Regions from separate parts of the Homo sapiens genome. Here region 2 is linked to region 1. Evidence: chromatin loops called from intact Hi-C (ENCODE). Cell type or tissue: heart right ventricle. All regions are shown on one strand. Links, peaks and the distances in the headings refer to the core of each region. The heading gives the core; the rest is flanking DNA. Region 1 has its middle 43 kb from the start of TCF20. Region 2 overlaps TCF20 (transcription factor 20).

Region 1 (5,368 bases), core at 243-5,242:
TGATCCAGGAGGTGGTGGGAGCTATCGATGGCCCTTGAGCAGGGAAGTGATGTGTTCGGATCCTGGCTTCAGCAAGAAAAGGTGGGCCAGCAGGGCGCAGTGGCTCACGCGTGTAATCCTAGCACTTTGGGAGGCCGAGGAAGGCGGATCACTTGAAGTCAAGTTCAGGACCAGCCTGGCCAACATGGTGAAACCCCGTCTCTACTAAAAATACAAAAATCAGCCGGGCGTGGTGGCGCATGCCTGTAGTCCCAGCTGCTCAGGAGGCTGAGACAGGCGAATCGCTTGAACCTGGCAGGTGGAGGAGGAGCCTCTGCCCACCTCGCCCTTCTCTGACCCTCCAGGCTCTGACAGATTAACTTGTGGGCCAGTCTGTCTCCTTGAGTATGTGTGGTGTGCCCCTGCTGCATGGGTGCAGGGAAGGCCCAGGGGACTGAACTGAGCAGAGACTCCCATGCTAGTGCTCTTTTGGGTGTCACATTTTCACAGGGTCAGCGTTTGGGAGCATCTTCTCATCACCACTCTGGCCCTGGAAGCCTGCAGGCACTTTGCAGTCTTTATTCCATTTGTGCCTGGTGACTTTCCTAGCCTGCAAACCTGCCTGGGTCCCTTCTTCCTTGGAAGCTGCCAGGGCTCCCTGGTGCTCGGATAAAGTCCAAATCCTGCCTTGATGTGGCCTCTTGTCTTTAAATCTTTTTTTTTTTTTTTTTTTTTTTGAGACAGAGTCTTGTTCTGTCACTCAGACTGGAGTGCAGTGGCGCGATCTCAGCTCACTGCAACCTCCGCCTCCTGGGTTCAAGCGATTCTCCTGACAACGAGTAACCTGGATTACAGGCATGCACCACCACGCCCAGCTAATTTTTTGTATTTTTAATAGAGACGGGATTTCACCATGTTGGCCAGGATGGTCTCAAACTCCTGACCTCAAGTGATCCACCCACCTCGGCCTCCCAAAGTGCTGGGATTACAGGCGTGAGCCACCACGCCCAGCCTTGTCTTTATATCTTTACTCCTGCTGTTCCCTCTGCCTGGATGCCTTTCTTGTCTCCTCCACCTGGGGCTACCTCTGGTTCATCTGCCACTCTAATGATGCCTCCTCTGGGTAGTCCTCTCTGACCAGCCCTGTCCCAGGATGGTAGATGTCTTATGTGCCCCCCTCTCTGGCCCCCTAGGCTTCCCTCATTCATGGCACTGTCCACACCTTCCTGAAGCCACCAGCTTCAGTGAGGAAGTCTCACTCAGTGTTGGCCCCATGGCCAGCCCAGGACTTTGCCCAGAGGTAGAACCAGTGAAAGTTTGTTGAGTGAATAGGCAAGGGAGTGGATGTTGCTCTTCCTGCCTATGTCCAGCCCATTCCACCTGCCTGGGCTGCCCTCCTTTCCTCTCTTACCCTGTGTGCCTGGCCTGGATACCCCAGCTTCAAGCTGCCTGTCCTTCAGAGAGTCCTTCCTCTCTGAGCCTGTCCTCACCTGCAGCCCACCTGCCATGAGGACCCCAGATGGAGCCCACTGTGGTGCCTCTCCTGCACCCCCAGCATGGTGTGTGAGCACCCTGGGGCTCCCACTGGCTTCTCCCACTTTTCATTGCTTCAGGCCCCCATTAGGTGGCTGGTGATTGCTGACAGACTGAACTGTTCCAGAACCTCCCCTGTCAGGACTGCCCTGGGGAAATCTCTAGAGGTGTCCACAGCCTCCTGTCTGCCCCCTCCCTGCTTGGGTCTCCTCAGACCATTCCTTGATTCCAGGTTTCTGAAAAATTGTGTGAAAACTGGCTTTGTGTCATCAGATCCAATTTCCTGCCACCTCTTACTTTTAAAGGAGGCACAGCCAGTTTAAAACAAAAACATCCTGCTGTGGTGTGAGCTGAAGACTTTGGGCCAGGAGGCTGGGCTGTGAGGGCCTTCCGCTCTGCCACCTCCCCTCATTCAGCCGCTCCCCTCCTCCCTGGGTCGGGGCTGGAGGGAGGGGTTCTGGAGCCCAGGTTTTCGTGCCCCTGCCCTCTTTATTGTTGTTGAATCCCCTCTCCAGATGCTGCTCCAGAATCCTCTCTGAAGTTTCTAGAGTTCATTCTTCCTTCCTTCATTCAGCAGACATCCACCGGGTGCTTGCACTGTGCCAGTCAGCACTGGGCTTGTGGGCACAGAGCAGACAGGAGGGGTGCAGGGCAGGACCCCCTGTTCTCCCTGGGAGAGGCGGGCTCCCTGCTAGCCCTCAGCCCTTGGCTTGGGCCTCCTGGGTGCAGGACCTGCGGGTTCCTCTTCCCGCCTGGTAATTGCTAGCTCCCCGGCTCTGGGAAGCAGCTGGGTCAGGTGTGGGCTGCCTGCCCACATGCCTGGCCGCCTGCCCGCCTGCCGCAGGAGGCATCGATGCCTGGGATTCAAGCTCCTCCGAGGGCCTGCGATGTGGCCATGGGGAAATCATTTTCTGACAATGGCCATCAATTTCGCTGAGAGCCCATCGGCGCTCTGGCAGCCTGTCCCCCGGCAGCGGCAGCTGGTCCGTGTCAAGCCCCCAGGTGTCCTGATGACAGAAGCGATTCGCATTAGGCATCTGCCCCAGAGCACACATCCGGAAGAGACGGATTCTGGCCAGTTCCAGACATGCACCACATCACCTCCAAGTTTATCTTCAGGTCCTTGGGTTAGCGGAGATGTCTTCTCTCTGCCCTGGAGTGGCCACAAGGGGCCCCTATAGGGCAGCCCCAGCCTCAGGAACGGGGCTCCCTGCTGAGCCTGTATCTGCCTTGTTGCAGGCGCTATGTAGGCACAAAGGTCACAGCTCTGAACACAGCAGACAGAGCACCTGCCGTTGCACTGAGAAGGGAAGGACAGGAAGGAGGCAGTCACGCACAGATCTTGGGAAAGAGCATTCCAGGCAGCGGGAACAGCCGGGGCAAAGGTGTTCCCTGAGGCGGGGAATTCTGTTGGCCCGGCGCGGTGACTCACGCCTCTAACCTCAGCACTTTGGGAGGCCGAGGCGGGCAGATCACTTGAAGTCAGGAGTTTGAGACCAGCCTGGCCAGCTTGGCGAAACCCTGTCTCTACTAAAAATACAAAAGTGAGCTGGGCGTGGTGGCACACTTGTGTAATCCCAGCTACTCGGGAGGCTGAGGCGGGAGAACTGCTTGAACACAGGAGGTGGAGGTTGCAGTGAGCCAAGATCGTGCCCCTGCACTCCAGCTGGGGCGACAAAGCGAGACTCTGTCTCAAAAAAAAAAAAAAAAAAAAGAAAGAATTCTGTTGAGGCTGCAGTGAGCCTCAGGTGTCTTGGGGACATCCAGGGTCCTAACAGAACCCCAGAGGTATCCACAGGAAAGTGAGTTGCATTCTGGCAGATGATCGAGGCACCCCCTGGAGGAGGTGGTGTGAGGCAGGAAGCAATGTGAAGGAAGGCTGAGAGGGTAATGGGAGAGTGCAGCGGGCAGGGCTCTGCTCGCAGCTGCAGGGGCCTTTCCTGACTTGTGGAGAGGATGCTGTATTGCACGAGGCAGGTCTAGGCACCTCTGGCTCTCAGAGGCCTTTGAGAACCTCGCCTTGTCCATGCTATGGGGTCAGCGGGATTGGGTTGAGACCCTACTGTGCACCAGGGGGTTCGCCTGCATCCTAGCAGCTGTCTCCATTTATTGCAGGCCTACTGAGTGCCAGGCACTGAAGAAGCTCTTGGCCTATGGTGTGACACAGCCCACAGGTGGGCATTAGCACCTGCACTCCCAGGTGGGGAAGGTGAGGCCCAGAAAAGTCCGGAGGCTTGTCCAGGGTCCACAGTATGGTGATGGTGTGACTCAGGCTGGGGAGCCTGAGCTGGGAAGATTGCAAGAAGCTGGTTGTCCTGAGCATTCCTGGACAGGAAACAGTGAGCCACCCCCAGTACTGGAGCTGGCTCCCCAGGACCCAGCTTCGTCCTCAAGGCACCTTTCCCCTGGGCTCTGCAGACGTGGGCCTTGAGGCCTGGGCATTGGGCATGCAGGGCACTAGATTGGGGCCCCATGCTTTCACCTGTGGCTCAGACAATGGGGAGAGGAGGGAGATACTCTATGAGCTTCCAGGGACTTGCAGCTCCTGGCTCTTCATGAAGGGATGACCAGTCACATCTTGCAGATGGGGAGCCTGAGGCTCAGCAGGGATGGGGGGTGACCGGGACCTGACAGCAATGGGATTGCCAGGCCAGGGCGGCAACAGGTCTGTCTGTCCCCACAGCCCACTCCACACCCTGGGGAATGGGTGATAATAGAGCTGGCTCTGAACGTGGGTCATCACCTTGGGCTTTGATCCCCATAGTGGTTTTGTGGGTAGTGTGGATTCTAGAATCCAAGCTCCCCCAACCCTCATTCCCCCAGGCCCGCCTCCATAGCTCCTTTTGTATATTCCTCTGAGGCCTGGGGCCCCACCTGGCCTGGCTCCATCAGACCCCCTCAATAAGGTCAAGTCCAGCCAGGGAACCCATTTATTCTACCAGCTACACCCATGGGGATCTCATTCTCAGCAGCTGCTGGTCTAGACAAGGCAGGGCCATGTCTGTGTGGGCTGTCCTGGTACCAGGCAGGTGGCCCGCTGACTACTGGGGGACCAGTCAGGAGGGGCAGTGGCAGAGTCCTTGCTGCTGTAATCCCCACAGCTGCTTACTCATTCACTCATCCATGATGGCACCTTCTCGGCATTGGAGAGTGCCCTTCTTCTGTAGCTCCTGCACCTGGTGTAATGTTGGCCATATAGTACATACCCTATCACTACTTCCTGTCTCTGCAAGGTGATTTCTAAGTCCTAGGAGCAACCTTCCCCATCCTCCATGTCTTCCTCCTTCTCTGTTGCCTTTTGGCAGAAGTTTTACCGTTTGTGATTCATTCCTTTGGCATAACTGTTGCCCTAAGTTCTTCTAAAATGCAGAACCCTAGAGTCTCACTACCCCTTCTAGGAAGGAGACCCTTTCAAGTCCCAGCTTCTGGGTAACCTATGTGCCTAGGAGAACAGGGCTGTCTTGACTATGCAGGGCTCTGGTGCAGGGGTCTGTGGAAGAGACGGGGAAATCAGAGTTGGGAGGACACGCGGCAGCTCCTGTGTGCCTGCAGGGTGCCCGGGATTGCACTTTTCTTGCTCTTTTCAGCCCTACAGCCCTGGGCTTGGGATGTTTTCATCCCCGTTTTGCAGGGGAGGGGACTGAGGCACCGCTAGCAGGTTTCCCAGCTGGGAGGGCCAGGCCTGGGGTCTGCATGATTCCCGTCCATACCCTTCAACTGCACCTTGCTCCTGTCCACAACATGGGTGTATGATGGTGGTGTGGCCCCTGCAGGGCACCAAGGTCAGCCCCTCTGGTTTGCAGCTGCTGAGAGAGGGCCCAATCCTCACAGCCTTTTGTCCTTTAGGAAAGGTGAT
Region 2 (5,368 bases), core at 259-5,258, 130 kb after region 1:
GTTGCAGTGAGCCAAGACTGTGCCACTGCACTCTAGCCTGGGTGACAGAACGAGACTCTGTCTCAAAAATAACCCAAAAAACAAAACTGCATTTCTGACAAGTCCCTGAGTGTTGCTGATGCTGCTGTTCCAGGGGACCACACTTCAAAAACCACTGAACTAAACTGTCTTTAAGGATCTTTCTCTAAGTCCCTAATACAGCCTGAGAGTCTTTCCCCTTTGGATGCAATGTTATAAATTAATCATAGTGGAGTTTGCACACTGCTTGCCAGGTTGTGGAGTTGAGGTAGGAAGCAAATGGACATTGTTCAGATCTAAGCTCCACGTCTTCTCTTTCCTCTTGTAAACCGGGATGGTGATGAGGCCTGCTGTGTGGTTGCTTTTCATGAGATGGTCTTTGTAGATTATCTAGCATATGTCTGACACATGGTCATCTTGGGTCACATTTACTTAGCACTTTTGACCCAGCCACTGTTTTAAGCCTGAATTAATTCATTTAACCCTTATGACATTTCTATGAGGTGAGTGCTATTATTAGTCCCACGTCTGTAGGTTGAGGAACAGAGGTTAGGAGTTTGGCCAAGAAGGCAGAGCTAGAAAGTGGAGCCACTTACCAGGCAGTTATTTAGGTTCCAGAGCATGCATACTTAACCCTTCTACAGCAGCACCCAAGTTTCCTGTAACAAGGCTAGAGGTGGCCTGGTCCTGGGTTTGGGTGATTTAGTGCTTGACAGTGTCATGGTAGGCCCAGGTCTCTCCATCTTGCCACTCTTCTGTCCTCAGCAGGCTGGCTTTGTCTTCAGGGCTGTCCCCTCATGGTGATACTGTGGCTGCCACAGATCCCACTGTCTAATCCTCACAGAGGCTGCGCAAGAAAAATTACCTGTTCCTCCCTCTTGTCTCTTTTTGAGAGGGTGAAACTTTCATGCTTGTAATCTTAGCACTTTTGGAGGCTGAGATGGGAGAATTGCTTGAGCCCAGGAGTTCAAGGACAGCCTGGGCAACATAGTGAGACCCTGTCTCTACAAAAACATTTTTTGAAAAAGCTGGATGTGGTAGCACACACCCTGTAGTCTCAGCTACTCGGGAGGCTGAGGTCAGGAGAATCACCTGAGCCTGGGAGGTAGAGACTGCAGTGAGCCATGATTGTGCCACTGCACTCCATCCTGGGTGACAGAGCAAGACATCGTCTCAAAATATATTAAAAAAAAAAAAAAAAAGGTTGGGGGGAGTGCAAAATGTTTTCAGAAGCCCTTTTTCCTGCAGACTTTCCTACCAGAAATGCTTGACCATACCCATTCCTAAATGGCCACCACTCACTGTGATTCATCCCCCAGGGTAGGGAGGGCCATATCTTCGGGCCTCTTGAGTAAGAAAGTGGCAGCAGGAGGCCAGATGCGATGAGGTCAGGAGTTTGAGACCAGCTTGGCCAATATGCAAAACCCCATCTCTACTAAAAATACAAAAATTAGCCTGGCGTGGTGGCATACGCCTGTAATCCCAGCTACTCAGGAGGCTGAGGCAGGAGAATGGCTTGAAACTGGGAGGCAGAGGTTGCAGTGAGCCAAGATTGCGCTACTGCACTCCAGCCTGGGCGACAAAGCAAGACTCCATCTCAAAAAAAGAAAGTGGCAGCAGACATGGCTGCAGGTTGGCCACCGATGGACTACCCACACTCCCTTCTCTGAAGTTGATAGTCCTTTTGATTCTGAGATGCTCTGTGGCACTGACAAAGGTCGACAGAGTCTAGGGCTACTAGAAATGCTGTGAACTTGTCCTTGGTTTACTCCAGACCAAATGATCTTTTCTCTCTTAACAAGGGTGCGAGGGCACATGATAAACATTTACTGATTATGGGCACCCAGAAGGACCTTGATCTTCTGAGAGCAGGGCAAAGCTTTTGAAGGACTAATCTCTTCCAGCCCTTGTTCCTACCTCTTTTGTCTCTGGAGGATGCCAGAGATGATCATCCAGAATCTCAGCTCTGACCTGGAACAAGTTATTTTCCCTTTGGTGTCTCAAGAGTTTCACGTGAAGCATTAGGAGTGCCTGCCAGGTGGAATAGTGCAGAGGGCTGGATGAGATCATTCAGTCTGAGCGTGGCGAGCGCTTGGGCTTTGCTGTTGCTGGCGTTAGTGTAGTTTTCCATCAGTATCTGTGTCGGGGGCCTGAGCCAGCTCAGTGTAATTGCTTAGGGAACACTTTTATTTTTCATAGAAGCAGGAACAAGTTTCTGTCTCTTCCAGCTAGTCTTGCTGGTTGTGTGCCTCTGCTATCTGAAGAGCCAGCATCCTTAGTAGGGTCACATGTGGTTGAGTTTTATGAATGTGTTTGTTGCTGATAGGACACATTTCTTACCTGACAGGATGAGCACTCACAGCAGCCACATCACAGGGCTGACAGAGATGTGCCCCACTTTAAGAAAACCTGACCATATAAGGAGGAGTGTCTCAATTACAAAATAATGTCTCACTTAGCCAGAAATTCATGGCAGGTTTTCTGGTGCATTTAAAATAAGATTCATGTATAAAAATACCATTTGCACACAGGAGCCCATATTTTCTGAAAAGGGAAATGTATTGGGCATTTGGGGTAAGTAGATCAAAAATAAAAATAAAATCTTCTTACAAATACAAGAACTAGAAACCAAATTCCACTTCTAATTCTAAAAGGTTTATATATAACTCTACTACCTTACCCTCTCTTACCCCAGATTTTCACAGCAGAAGTAAACAGGGAAGATCTGCAGGCCGCTCACGATAGCAGCAAGGAAATGCCTGGCATAGTGTGTGGGTGGGTGGATGGCGGGGGTACCAGAGGCAGGGCTGGGGACCCCACTCTGGCATGTCCTTTATGACATGGATTGCTCATCTCACCCTGCTGTATTGTTGATTTGAGAACATTTGTGAGGCTTGGTCTAAAACATTATTGCTGGATCCCTTCCCATGGTGTGGTCAGTGAATGGCATTTAGAAATTGACCAGCTCATCCTGCCACCACGGACTCCTCTAACCACAGAGACACGTGCTGAGGTCTAACAGATGGGGACCAGGGAAGGCCTGGAGGAGAGGGCCAAATCTGGGATACTGACATGCCTGACTTTTCCCTTCCTTTCAGAAATGTTCCCACTGCCAGGAGGCAGGCGCCACCTTGGGCTGCTACAACAAAGGCTGCTCCTTCCGATACCATTACCCGTGTGCCATTGATGCAGGTAAGAGGAGACCACAGACCCTTGTCCAGAGCATCCAAAGGATTAGGACATACAGTTTGATTCTCTCTGTTGTCGTTGTTTTTTTTCTTTTCTTTTCTTTTTTTTTTTTTTTTTTTTTGTCACTTCATAAAAAAACTTCCCACCCATTAGCAGCACTCATCTCCCTTCCCTTCCCTCCAGTCCCTGGCAACCACTATTCTGTTTTCTTTTTTAAATTTTTATGATTTTTTTTTCCCTTTAAGCTCTGTTGGACTCAATCCTTTCTATCTCTGTGGGCTTTGCTGTACATTTGGGTTACTTCCACTTTTTGACTGTTATGAATAATGCTGCTATAGAACATTCACATGCAAGCATTTGTGTGAACATGTTTTCAGTTCTCTTGGATGTGTACCTGGGAGTAGAATTGCTGGATCATATGGTAACTCTGTTTAACCTTTTAAGGAACTGTCAGACTGTTTTCCAAAATGGCTGCCCCATTTTACGTTCTCAGTGGCAGTGCATGAGTGTTCTCCTTTCCCCAGGTCCTCCCTGACACTTGCTGTCATATGTGTTTCTTTTTTTTTTTTTTTTTAATTGTAGCCAGCCCAGTGGGTATGAAATGTTATTTCATTGTGGTTTTTATTTGTATTTCCCTGATGGCTAATGTCGAGCATTTTTTTCTTGTGCCTATTGGCCATTTGTACATCTTCTTTGGAGAAATAGCTATTCACATCCTTTGCCCATTGTAAAATTGGGTTGTTTATCTTTTTAATGTCAAGTTTTAAGAATTATTTGTAGGCCGGGCGGGTGGATCATGGGGTCAGGAGTTCAAGACCAGCCTGGCTAAAATAGTGAAACCCCGTCTCTACTAAAACTACAAAAATTAGCCAGATGTGACGCGCACCTATAGTCCCAGCTACTCGGGAGTCTGAGGCAGGAGAATCACTTGAACCCGGGAGGCAGAGGTTGCGAGATCACGCCACTGCACTCCAGCCTGGGCAACAGAGTGAGACTCTGTCTCAAAAAAAAAAAAAAAAAAAAAAAGAATTATTTGTAATTCTGGATATGTGGTTTGCAAATGTTTTCTTCCATTCTCTGAGTTGTCTTTTTACTTTCTTTTCTTGATAGCATCACACAGGTAATTCACCATTGGACACCAACTGGGTGTCCTATAGTTTAGCTTGGTTCTGATACTAAGCAGAGTTAGTGCAGCCCCTACAGGTTAAGGGCTCAGTCCCACAAGACCGCTCCCCACTTCATATACCAATCTCAAGCCCTGTGTTATGACCTGTGTTTCTGAGTGATCAACTATAAACTGGGGTTCCCAAGACCGCTTCCTTGGGTTTGATTAATGTTTAACATGGCTCACAGAATTCACGGAAACACTTCACTTGTGTTTACCCATTATAAAGGATGCAGATGAACAGCCACATGAAAGAAACATAGGGCCAGATGTGTGGGCAGGGGCATGGAGCGTCCATGCTCTCTCCAGGGGCACCACCCCTGAGGCACCTTCATCTACTCAGCAGTCCAGAAGCCCTCTGAATCCAGTAGTTCACGGATTTTTTGGAGGCTTCATCATGTAGGCATAATCAATTATTAACTCAATCTTCACCCCCTCTGTCCTTCCTGGAGTGGGGTGGGTAGAGCTAACAGTTCCAAGCTGCTAATCACAGCTTCGTCTCTCTGGTGCCCAGCCCCCATCCAGGAACCACCAAGAGTAGCCTTAGAACAAAAAGTGCTCCTATCCAGGAAATTCCAAGGGTTTAGGAGCTCCATGTCAGGAACCAGGATCAAAAACCAAATATTAGAAGAAAAGATGCTCCTAGCACCCCTAATTGCTCAGGAATTTACACGGGTTTTAGGAGGTCTGTGCCAGGAATCAGGGATGAAGACTAAAATATGTATTTCTTACTCTAAATCACAGTACGTTGTATACATACAATAGAGTGTTGTATTTTCTTTGCTGAGATGATAGGGGGATGTTTTGCAGTGTGTTAACTGTTGAAAGAAGGGAAACATTTTGTTAAAGAAGTGCCATCCAATGAGTGACGCAGAAGACTTGAGTTTTGACTCAGAGCTTCGATAACCTGGGAAAATCACCTTTCTTACTCTAGACTTTTAGTCCCTTCAGTGGGTGTTTTCCCCAGTTACTTTTTTGGCGGCAAGGTGGGTGTTA

The links. Peaks named below come from ENCODE experiments on the same cell type or tissue, not always from the same donor. Only the 100,000 strongest peaks of a DNase experiment are listed, where the experiment ranks them.
Region 2: it touches region 1 in a loop (1.9-fold over the local background); 3 of 110 quality-filtered maps call a loop at or near these places.

What each region holds. Positions count from the first base shown.
Region 1 is chr22:42,311,456-42,316,823 of GRCh38, reverse strand. It overlaps a transcript of TCF20 not described here. Among named protein-coding and RNA genes, the nearest start is that of TCF20, 43 kb to the right of the region's middle. RefSeq lists enhancers at 1,293-2,122, 2,954-3,783. In heart right ventricle, for the core only: CTCF peaks have their summits at 2,480 and 2,683 (motif pointing right); a DNase peak (open chromatin) is centred at 2,309; H3K27me3 peaks cover 2,717 bases.
Region 2 is chr22:42,177,451-42,182,818 of GRCh38, reverse strand. It overlaps TCF20 (transcription factor 20), which reads left to right. Exons shown (of 6, transcript NM_001378418.1): 3 at 3,117-3,210. Among named protein-coding and RNA genes, the nearest start is that of CYP2D6, 49 kb to the right of the region's middle. In heart right ventricle, for the core only: no CTCF peak of the experiment used is centred there; a DNase peak (open chromatin) is centred at 2,148.